2 separate regions of the Homo sapiens genome follow, and region 2 is linked to region 1. Evidence: read pairs that join two places in POLR2A ChIA-PET (ENCODE). Cell type or tissue: Panc1. All regions are shown on one strand. Links, peaks and the distances in the headings refer to the core of each region. The heading gives the core; the rest is flanking DNA.

Region 1 (5,374 bases), core at 159-5,158:
CAGGAGGTGAGTGGCAGGTGAGTGAGCATTACCGCCTGAGCTCTGCCTCCTGTCAGATCGGTGGCAGCATTAGATCCTCACAGGAGTGTGAACCCTGTTGTGAACTGCACATGTGAGGGATCTAGGTTGCGTGCTCCTTGTGAGAATCTAAGTACTGCCTGAAGATCTGAGGTGGAACAGTTTTACCTCAAAACCATCCCCCATCTCCCCACCCCCACCCTGGTCCATAGAAAAATTGTCTTCCACGAAACCAGTCCCTAGTGCCAAAAAGATTGGGGACCACTGATGTATAGCATCCCACGTGACCCTGCTGCCTTGGAACTCTCATGTAACAGTGCAGCAGAGAAAGCACAAAAGAACAGTGGAACTTTGTGGAGTTCTAGCCAGCTTTTGTTTATTCTTCCCAGTAGCTCACCCAAACAGGAAAGTGTTATGAATTGATTCTTATATGTGGGCAGAAAATAAATTAATCATTCATATTTGTACCCCATGTAACAGTCCCTTTTAGGAAAGGTAGGAGGAGGTTCGTAAGTTTGTATTGGAAGCATCTAGCCTTTAGCATGAGTGTCTGGTCTTTGACATTTATTTTCTGGAAACTTATTTCTAACATAAGGCAATACTTGAAGACAGAAGACAGAAGCTCTTGAATTGCATAAGCTACCCAAATGTCAATACTCACCCCCCCTCCAGTTTTGAGGAAAAATAGCTAATTAAGGATATTTCTCATGCCAGAAGATTATCTATTTTCTAAAACATCCACAACCTTATGATGTCCTAGATTCTGAATATCTAAATGAAGGAAAAAGAAGTCCTTGTTTTGAGCACAGCTAAGCCAGTAGAGAAAACCATGAAGGATGTGGAGGACTAAAATGGTATTGCCTTCTCTGAAAGAGGCTTTTAAATCCTTCTTCTGCCTTTCAGTGAGCAGAGTGACCTTAAAAATGGGAATTAACTGACAAAATCTGGAAAACCTAGGTTGGATACTGTTTAGATTTTCCTTTTCTCCATTTTGCTGGTGTTGAAAGAGGGCTAGCTTGGTGCTCCTGGAAAAGGTGTTTATGAAAATTAAGCTTTTGTTCTTAATGAAAAAAGTCAGTGAGGTTGTACTCAACCTGGAGGTTCTCAAAAGACTTCACAGTGTTTGGGCCGCACTGCCTTGGGCTGGCACCAAGGTAGTCTGAGGGTCACAGGGCAGGGGAGCACCTAGGGGTGGTCTCTCCTTCTATCCAGAGAGGAGCATCAGATCCCATTTGCTTGAAAATGCCCCGTTGGAGAGACTGCTGCCCACTCTCAGCTTGTGGAATGAATACATCTCAGAAGAAGCTGCCTTGCTGTTAGTTTTAATTGTGTATCTCAAAGGAATATTTCACTTCTTCTGAAGTCTTTGAAAAAACCACAGCCTGCCATACTCTATACAGCCGTTGAATATCTGCCTTTTTTTTTTTTTTTTTTTTTTTGAGACGGAGTCTTGCTCTGTCGTCCAGGCTGGAGTGCAGTGGCACGATCTTGGCTCACTGGAAGCTCTGCCTCCCGGGTTCACGCCAATTCTCCTGCCTCAGCCTCCCAAGTAGCTGGGACTACAGGCACCTGCCACCATGCCCAGCTAATTTTTTGTATTTTTTAGTACAGGCAGGGTTTCACCATGTTAGCCAGGATGGTCTCGATCTCCTGATCTGTTGATCCACCCGCCTCGGCCTCCCAAAGTGCTGGGATTACAGGTGTGAGTCATCATGCCCGGCCACATATCTGCCTTTCTAGCACTCCATCCCATTCCTGTCTCAACTGAAAGTCCAAGTCCATCACAGAAGATATTTCCATCTTTTCCCTGAGCTTTCTAATTTGCCACTTCTATCAAAGAATGTGTCCTGAACCTATTAGAAGTCTTTTCTCTCAGGCCTTCTCTTAGAGTCCTGTTTTGTTTTGTTCTGTTTTGTTTTGTGACAGGGTTTCACTCTGTTCAGGCTAGAGTGCAATGGGGCAACCATGGCTCATTGCAGCCTCAACCTCCCAGTCTCAAGTGATCCATCCACCTCAGCCTCCCGAGTAGCTAGGACTGCAGGTATGCACCACCACACCCAACTATCTTTTTTTCTTTCTTTCTTTCTTTCTTTTCTTTTTTTTTTTTTGTAGTGATGGGGGTCTCACTGTGTTGCCAGGGCTGGTCTCGAACTCCTGGGCTCAAGTGATCCTCCAGCCTCAGCCTCTCAAAGTGCTAGGATTACAGGCATGAGCCACCACACCTGGCCAGAGTCAGTTTTAAATTATGGAATATAGTAAAAAAAAAAAAAAAGTCTCTCTGATTTCTGTCAGGACTTTATAGCTCTGTTAGCCTCCACTCAAGTTGCACAATCCAGCGATTATTCTGGCCCAGTGTCTGGCAGTCTAGTTAGACAGCTGAACTCTTGGACAGTGTGACATGCTAGGATGGGAGACACAGAGGACAAGGAGGGCCTTCTAGAGAAGTGATACCTAGGTTTTAAAGAAAAAGGAGGAAATAGCCAGGAATGGGAGAGGATGTTGTAAGCAAAGGTGCAGCTATGTGAAAGACTTGGACTAGTGGGAGAATGTAAGTAGTCGAGTGTGGCCTAAGAGTCAAAGGGAAGAAGAATGGCAGCAGAAGCTAAAGCTGGAGAGGTGGAGGGGGGCCGTGCCCGGGGAGCCCAGGTGAGGAGCGGGACTGATCCTCTGTAGACATGGGAAGGAATCCTAGAGGTTTTTCCCTCTTGTTCCATTGTTTTCCTGAGTTCCACCAGGAAAGTGGCCTTGGTAATTGCCAAACAATTTTTTTTTATTTTTTATTTTTTTTAGAGACATAGTCTCATTCTGTTACCCACCCTGGAGTGCTGTAGTGCAATCATATAGCTTACTGAAACCTGGAACTCGTGAGCTGAAGCAGTCCTCCTGCCTGAGCCTCCAAAGTAGCTGGGAATACAAGCGCACACCAACACGCCTGCCTGTTTTTAAATTTTTTTGTAGAGACGGAGTCTCACTATGTTGAGGCTGGTGTGGAACTCCTAGCCTCAAGAGATCTTCCCATCTCAACCTCCCGAAGTGCTAGGATTATAGGCCTGAGCCACCACACACAGCCCAAACAAGATTTTTTCACCGCAAATGAATGATTTAGAACGTGAGAATTTCTTAAAATTGTAATGCATTCATATTAAATACCCTGACGGGGTCATTTGGCATTAGGATTAAGGAGGTAGTACATATAGCACTTGAGTTCTTAGGCCTAGAAGCAGACAAATCTGGATTCTAATCCCTCCCTAGCACTTGGTTGCTGTGTGGCCATGGACATATTACTTCTCTGAGTTTGCCAACCTGTGAAATGGAGATAAAAATCAAAACTATCTCATACCACAGGCTTTTCATGAGAATTAAATAAAGCAAAGGGTTAAATAACCAAGGTATTTTTGGATAAGGAAAATAAATTTGGAAGAGTTACACTACTACATATCAAGATTTATCATAAAGCTGCAGTAAGTAAGGCAGTACAGTAGTGACATGGATGAACAAATGGAACAGAATTAAATGTCCAGAAACAGACCCACATATGTAGAGATACTTAATTTTGTGTATTTATATTTATGTATTTATTCCTTTCCTCTCAAGCCATGTGATATAGACACTTGATTTATAACAAGGTAGCACCACAGAGTGGTGAGGAAAGGACTGCTAAGTCAGCTCAGTAGCCTTATGGGGGAAGAAAATTTTTTTTTTTCCCTCAGTGATCCTTTTTCTGAAAGAAAAGACTGTTGATCGTTACCTCACACCACACACAAAAGCTCAAGTCCAGGAGATTTAAACTCTTAAGTGTGAACAGTAAAACAATAAAATTTATAGAGGATAACGTAGGAGATTAAGTGGCTTCCTAAGATAAGCAAAGATTTCTTAAGATAGAAAAAACACCAATCATAAAGGAAAATATTAAGAAATGCAACAAAAGTAGTCATTCTGTTCATTGGAAGACACAATGAAGAGAATGAAAGGCAAGAAATATTTCTATTATCTTCAATATTGTATATGTATTATACCCAGAGTGTATAAAGAACTCTTATCAAACAATAAGGAGGAAAAAGGTAGCACAATAAAAAGATTGGTAAAAGAAGCCAGGTACAGTGGTGTGTACCTGTAGTCTGAGCTACTCGGGAGGTTGAGGTGGAAGGATTGCTTGAGCCCAAGAGTTGGAAACCAGCCTAGGCAACATAGAGAGACTCTGTCTCAAAAAGAAAAAAATAAAATATTGACAAAAGATGTGAACAGGCACTTAGTTCACAAAGATATCCAAAAGGCTTATAAATACATGAAAAGCTATCCCATCTCATTAGTCATTATGGAAATAAAAATTTAAATCATAATAAAATGCCACTGCACACCAACCAGAAGGGCTGAAATGGAAAAGGCTGAAAATAGCAAATGTTGACAGAGATTGTGAAGCAATTGGGCTTTTCATGTCCTATTGGTAGAAATGTAAATTGGTAAAGCCACTTTGGAAAACAATCTGTCAGTATCTTATAAAGCTAAACATATCCTTATATGTAACTCAACAATTCTGCTATAGATATTTTCCAGCAGAAGTGCAAGCACACATGCTCCAGAAGACATGGACAAGAGTGTCCGCGTACTACCCCTCGTAATAGCCAAACACTGAAAACAATCCAAGTGTTCATCTGCAGTAAGATAGGTAAATGGTGGTATATTCACACCGTGAAATACTGTTCAGCAATAGAAAGGAAAAGCTGTTGCGACGTGCAGCAGCCTGGGTGCATGTCACAAACATAGTGTTGAATGTTTATATAATTAAGCTCAAAAACTGAGCAAACAACCCCATTGTGTTAGAAGTCAGAGTAGGGTTTACAGACCTCTGGGGACACAGAGGGGAGCAGTGATTGGGAGGGGGCTCAGTGCCTCTGAGCTGCTGGCAGCTGGTTGTGTTCTGTTTCTGGTCTGGGTGGTAATTACAAAGATGTCTTCACTTTATGATAATTCATCAAACTGTACACTTAGGTGTTATATTCTCCTATATTTATGTATACTTGAATTAGGATGTTTGTGTAAAAATAGATAATGCACATAAAACACTTGAACTAGTATCTGACACATAGTCAACGTCTAGCAAATATCAAGTAGTAGTATTGTACCAAGTAGTAGTATTGTATTATTTAGTACACAATTGTTGTCTCGTCATAAAAGTATTTGCTGACTACTCTAGTCTAACATAAATCCCCATAAATCCCCATGTTTTTCTCTAAGCACTCTGTTCTCTTCATGGTATTTGCCACAAAAGCACTTATTTCAGTTTGTACTTTTTTTTTTTTTTTTAAGATGGAGTTTCGCTCTTATTGCCCAGGCTGGAGCGCAGTGGCGCAATCTC
Region 2 (5,374 bases), core at 106-5,105, 720 kb before region 1:
AACTATGTAAAAACATATATTCAGAGAAGTCCCACTCCTGTCCCTAGCCCCTTCGCCCAGTTTCCACTCATCCCCATTTTCAATAGTTTCTTTATTTAAAGAAAATTTGTTTACATTTTGTTATTTGTAATAGAGATGGGGTCTCACTATGTTGCCCAGGCTGGTCTCTAACTCCTGGGCTTAAGTGATCCTCCCAACTCCCAAAGTGCTGGGATTTCAGGTGTGAGCCACTGCACCCAACACATTTTCAATAGTTTCTAGTTTAAATTTTCTGTGTGTGTGTGTGTGTGTGTGTGTGTGTTTTGTAACAATAACCACACACATATAGTTTATTTCTTCTTCCTTTTTTTTTTTTCTTTTTTTGAGACAGGGTCTTACTCTGTCACCCAGGCAGGAGTATAGTGGTGTGATCTTGGCTCACCGCAACCTCCGCCTCCTGGATTCAAACATTTCTCCTGCCTCAGCCTCCTGAGTAGCTGGGATTATAGGTGCCCGCCACCACACGTGGCTAATTTTTGTATTTTTAGTAGAGGCGGGGTTTCACCATGTTGGCCAGACTGGTCTCGAGATCCTGACCTCAGGTGATCCACCTGCCTGGGCCTCCCAGAGTGCTGGGATTACAGGCATGAGCCACCACGCCTGGCACACACTTTTTTTTTTTTCTTTTGAGACGGAGTCTCGCTCTGTTCCCCAGGCTGTAGTGCATTGGCAAGATCTTGGCTTACTGCAACCTTCAACCCGCTGGGTTCAAGCAATTCTCCTGCCTCAGCCTCCTGAGTAGCTGGGATTACAGATGTGTGCCATCATGCCTGGGGAATTTTTGTATTTTTAGTAGAGACAGGGTTTCACCATGTTGGCCAGGCTGGTCTCAAACTCCTGACCGCAAGTGATCTGCCCGCCTCAGCCTCCCAAAGTGCTCGGTTTACAGGCATGAGCCACCATGCCTGGCCTGAAACTTCTACTTTTAAAAGTAGAGCTTCAAATCCAGCTCCATAGAGCATGGAATTGCGGAATCAGGGTACTTGAATAAAGTCTGAATCTCAGCCAAAGCCAGGGAGATTTGAAACCCAAGAGAAAATGCCAGGAAGCCCCGCTAGCTCTGATGAGGTCAGACGAGTGAAAGCTGTTCCTGCGGGTACCAAAGCTCAGAATGTTGGCAAAGCAGCATGGATTGTGGGAGGCTTGCCTTGGGTCCCATCTGTGGGTCACCAAAATGTCAACCTAAAATCATCAAAAGGGTTAGAATCTAATTTAAAGAGTGTTTATTCAAGCACAAAGTGTGAGGATGGACAATTCGGAAACACCAACTCCAAAGGAATGGTCAGCGTTCTAAAGTAGACAGAGACAGGGGAGTTTTTAGCAGGATTATAGCATTTTTCTTTTTCTTTTCTTTTCTTTTTTCTTTCTTTCTTTCTTTTTTTTTTTTTTTTTGAGACGGAGTCTCGCTCTGTCACCCAGGCTGGAGTACAGTGGTGTGATCTCGGCTCACTGCAACCTCCACCTCTCGGGTTCAAGTGATTCTCCTGCCTCAGCCTCCCAAGTAGCTGGGATTACAGGCACCCGCCACCACGCCCGGCTAATTTTTGAATTTTTAGTAGAGACGGGGTTTCACCATGTTGGTCAGGCTGGTCTCAAACTCCTGACCTCGTGATCCACCCACCTCGGCCTCCCAAAGTGCTGAGATTACAGGTGTGAAGCACTGCACCTGGCCATTCTTTTTTTTTTTTTTTTTTTGGCAGAGTCTCACTCTGTCACCCAGGTTGGAGTGCAGTGGTGTGATCTCGGCTCACTGCAACCTGCATCTCCTGAGTTCAAGAGATTCTCCTGCCTCAGCCTCTTGAGTAGCCACCACGCCCGGCTCATTTTTGTGTTTTTAGTAGAGATGGGGTTTCACCATGTTGGCCAGGCTGGTGTCGAATTCCTGACCTCAGGTGATCCTCCCGCCTCGGCCTTCCAGCACAGCTATAGGCGTGAGTCACTGTGCCCAGCCTCTTTTTTTTTTTTGAGATGGAGTTCGCTCTGTCACCCAGGCTGGAGTGCAGTGGTGTGATCATAGCTCACTGGAGCCTCAACTTCGCTGGCTCAGGTGATTCTCCCACCACAGCCTCCTGAGTAGCTGGGACTAGAGGCACTCATGCCACCATACTGGCTAATTTTTTGTATTTTTTGCAGAGACGGGGTTTTTCCATGTTGCCCAGGCTGGTCTTGAACCCCTGGGCTCAAGCCATCCGCTAGCCTCGGCCTCCTGAAGTGCTGGGATTACAGGTGTGAGCCACCATGCCGAGCCTTTAAAAAGTTACCGTAAATATATTTGACATTTTGAAATTCTGTGTGTCAAAAATAATCAAGCAAAAAGGTGAGCCTCCCACCAGAATCATACTTGCAATACACCAAAGGGTTAACAATTGTACTATATCAAAAAGCCTTACAAATTAATGAGATAAAGCTGGGTGCGGTGGCTCACGCTTGTAATCCCAGACCTTTGGGAGTCTGAAGAGGGCAGATGGCTTCAGCCCAGGAGTTCAAGACCAACCTGGGCAATGTGGTGAAACCCTGTATCTAAGAAAAAAAAAAAAAGAAAAATTAATGGGATCAATACTAAACTGCAATAGAAAATCATTGATAGTAGAGAGAAAAATTTTCCAGAAGAAATGTACATGTCTAATAAATATGTGAAAACCTGTTTGGTCTTACTAGTAATCAGAGGACTCCAAATACAAGCAACTCTGTATGTCACGTCCCATCTATTACATTAGCAAATACTTTTAAAATATAAAATTCAGAGGCAGCCATGTTACAGTGAAACAGGAACGCAGATGCCACAGGTAGAAATAGGAACTGGCCCAATCTTACTAAAATGTCACTTGATGATATGTATCAAGAGCCCTAAAAAAAGTGTTTTTTGAGACACAGTTTCTCTCTGTTGCCCAGGTGGGAGTGCAGTGGTGCGATCTTGGCTCACTGCAGCTTCTGCCTCCAAGGTTCAAGCAGTTCTCGTGCCTCCGTCTCCTGAGTAGCTGAGACTGCAGGTGTGTGCCACCATGCCTGGCTAATTTTTGTATTTTTAGTAGAGACAGGGTTTCACCATGTTGCTCAGACTGGTCTTGAACTCCTGGCCCCAAGTGATCCACCCACCTCAGCCTCCCAAAGTACTAGGATTACAGGTGTGAGCCACCGCGCCCAGCCTAACAAAAGTATTTTAACAGTTAATATATGTCAAGCCAATAATTTCACATGTGGGAATACATCCTAAGGAAACAGAAATGTACAAAAATGTGTGCAAAGAAACACACTTTTTTTTTTTTTTGAGACAGAGTCTCATTCTGTCGCTCAGGATGGAGTACAGTAGTACAATCTCAGCTCAACCTCCACCTCCTGGGTTCAAGTGATTCTCCTGCCTCAGCCTCCTGAGTAGCTGGGATTACAGGCATTCGCCACCACGCCCGGTGAAATTTTTTTTTTTTTGAGACAGAGTCTTGCTCTGTTGTCCAGGCTAGAGTGCAGTGGCACTATCTCGGCTCACTGCAACCTCCACCTCCCAGGTTCAAGCGATTCTCCTGCCTCAGTCTCCTGAGTAGCTAGGATTACAGGCACCAGCCACCATGCCCGGCTCATTTTTTTGTATTTTTAGTAGAGACAGGGTTTCACCGTGTTAGCCAGGATGGTCTTGATCTCCTGACCCCGTGATCCACCCACCTCAGCCTCCCAAAGTGCTGGAATTACAGGCGTGAGCCACAGGGCCTGGCCAACAGTAATTTTTATAATCAGAAGAATAAAAGAACAATGATATTGAAAAGAGAGGGAAAGAGAGAGAGGGAAGGGGAGAGATGCAGAGCTTACAAACAAGGGCATCTGACTGGGGAGGGGTCAGGAGCTGAGAGGGGAAGATAAGGGCCCAGAAGTGGAAGGGGGTCTTGCTAAGGCCCATTACATGATGTCACCTGGGCCCTTGGGGGCTGCAGTTTGCAGTAGCTCAGGAGGGCATGCCTCAGCCCTGGGGCCCCACCCCTATTCTCCCGGCTCTCTTCTCTCTTGCACCATCTCTCCCCATTTCCAAGGAAGGTGGCTGCCCCTGCCAGATGCAGACGCATTGCACCGACCTCATTGTCTAGCTTTAACTAACTTGAAAGCAAGGGATAGGAGGGAGGAAAGGAACAGAGTCCCCTAGGAATGTTAGAGGCAGGGGGATGGGAAATTCTGCAGCCCAGCTGAGAGTGGGAGCCCGTTGGTTTGGAGGGGATAAAGCATAAGACCAAAGTACAAATAATGATCCGATGGGCCAGCCTGTGATGCCTGCTCAGAGGCACTAGAGTGGTCCCAGAGAAAGCGCTAGAGACAATTTTAGGAGACAGAAAGCAGGATTTGATCACCCAAGGACAGAATCTGAGGCAAGGAAGAGCTGGGGGGCTCTGTGCCGGTCTGAGCCCTTGAAACAAATCCTACATAGGGGATTGCTACGGGGCTAGCGGTCTCAGGGACTCCAGGGCTGAGTCCTGGCCGTGAACCCCGCGGGCGCCCGCATTTCAGCACCGGGGACAGGGGCCGACCTCGGATCCAGGTGGGTCCTCAGATCCACTGGCGGCTCCGTAGCTCCACTAGTTCCTGGCCCCCTCCCTGGCCAATCTCAGCCCGGGCAGTTCCCTTGGAGACCTCCGTGGCCCCTCCATCCTGGACCCCCCTGGTGCCCGTGCTGCGGCTCCCGAGCACTTGGCAGGTGATGCGACCCGCGGAGCCAACCTGGAGCGCCCTCGGGTCCCGGCAGCCAAGATGGGCTCTGCGATCTGGGGTAGGGGCAGGAGAAGACCTAGTCTCCCCACCGCCCCCCACGTTTGTCTCAGCTTGGACAGAGTCTTGCCCTCCGGGGATGGCGCAAAAAGGAAAACCCCGAGGTGAGAGCAGGGAGGCAGCCAGAGGCACTCTAAGGAGAAGCCGGGGCCAGCACAGGTGCGGGACGTTGTCCCTGCCCGCCCAAGCGCATGGCCCTTCCAGAGACACCCCCTTTCTCAAGCGCAGCCCCGACCAGCCGCTCCCCGCCCCTCCCCACGCCCTGACCCCGCCAGCTTCCATCGCCCCAGGGCACTGGGAGCCAGAACATGGACCAGGGCAACCCAGATCCCCGAGTCAGCCCTCCCATGGCCCAGCGGCTCCAGAAATTCGATACAGCCCCCCCCACCCACCCCAGGCGACTTCTAAATCGCCGGCAGAATTCAAGTCTCTGGCCTGAACTGTGCCCGGCTGGGCCTCGGCCCTCCCACCGCTCCATGGGGGCTTTTGCGGTGCTCCGTCTAGCGCTTTGCCTCTGCCAGGCTTAGGCGTCTGGGCATCCCGGAGAAGGCGGCTTCCTATCCCGCCTCTGCGTCCCCACTCCCTGTCC

What was found. Peaks named below come from ENCODE experiments on the same cell type or tissue, not always from the same donor. Only the 100,000 strongest peaks of a DNase experiment are listed, where the experiment ranks them.
Region 2: POLR2A ChIA-PET joins it to region 1 with 5 read pairs; 2 of 35 experiments call an interaction of 5 or more read pairs at or near these places.

What each region holds. Positions count from the first base shown.
Region 1 is chr1:11,182,166-11,187,539 of GRCh38, reverse strand. The region is part of intron 28 of MTOR (mechanistic target of rapamycin kinase); the gene reads left to right. Among named protein-coding and RNA genes, the nearest start is that of ANGPTL7, 4.5 kb to the left of the region's middle. In Panc1, for the core only: no CTCF peak of the experiment used is centred there; no DNase peak of the experiment used is centred there; H3K27ac peaks cover 3,221 bases.
Region 2 is chr1:11,898,210-11,903,583 of GRCh38, reverse strand. No RefSeq gene overlaps it. Among named protein-coding and RNA genes, the nearest start is that of RNU5E-1, 7.3 kb to the left of the region's middle. RefSeq lists an enhancer at 4,195-4,746. In Panc1, for the core only: no CTCF peak of the experiment used is centred there; no DNase peak of the experiment used is centred there.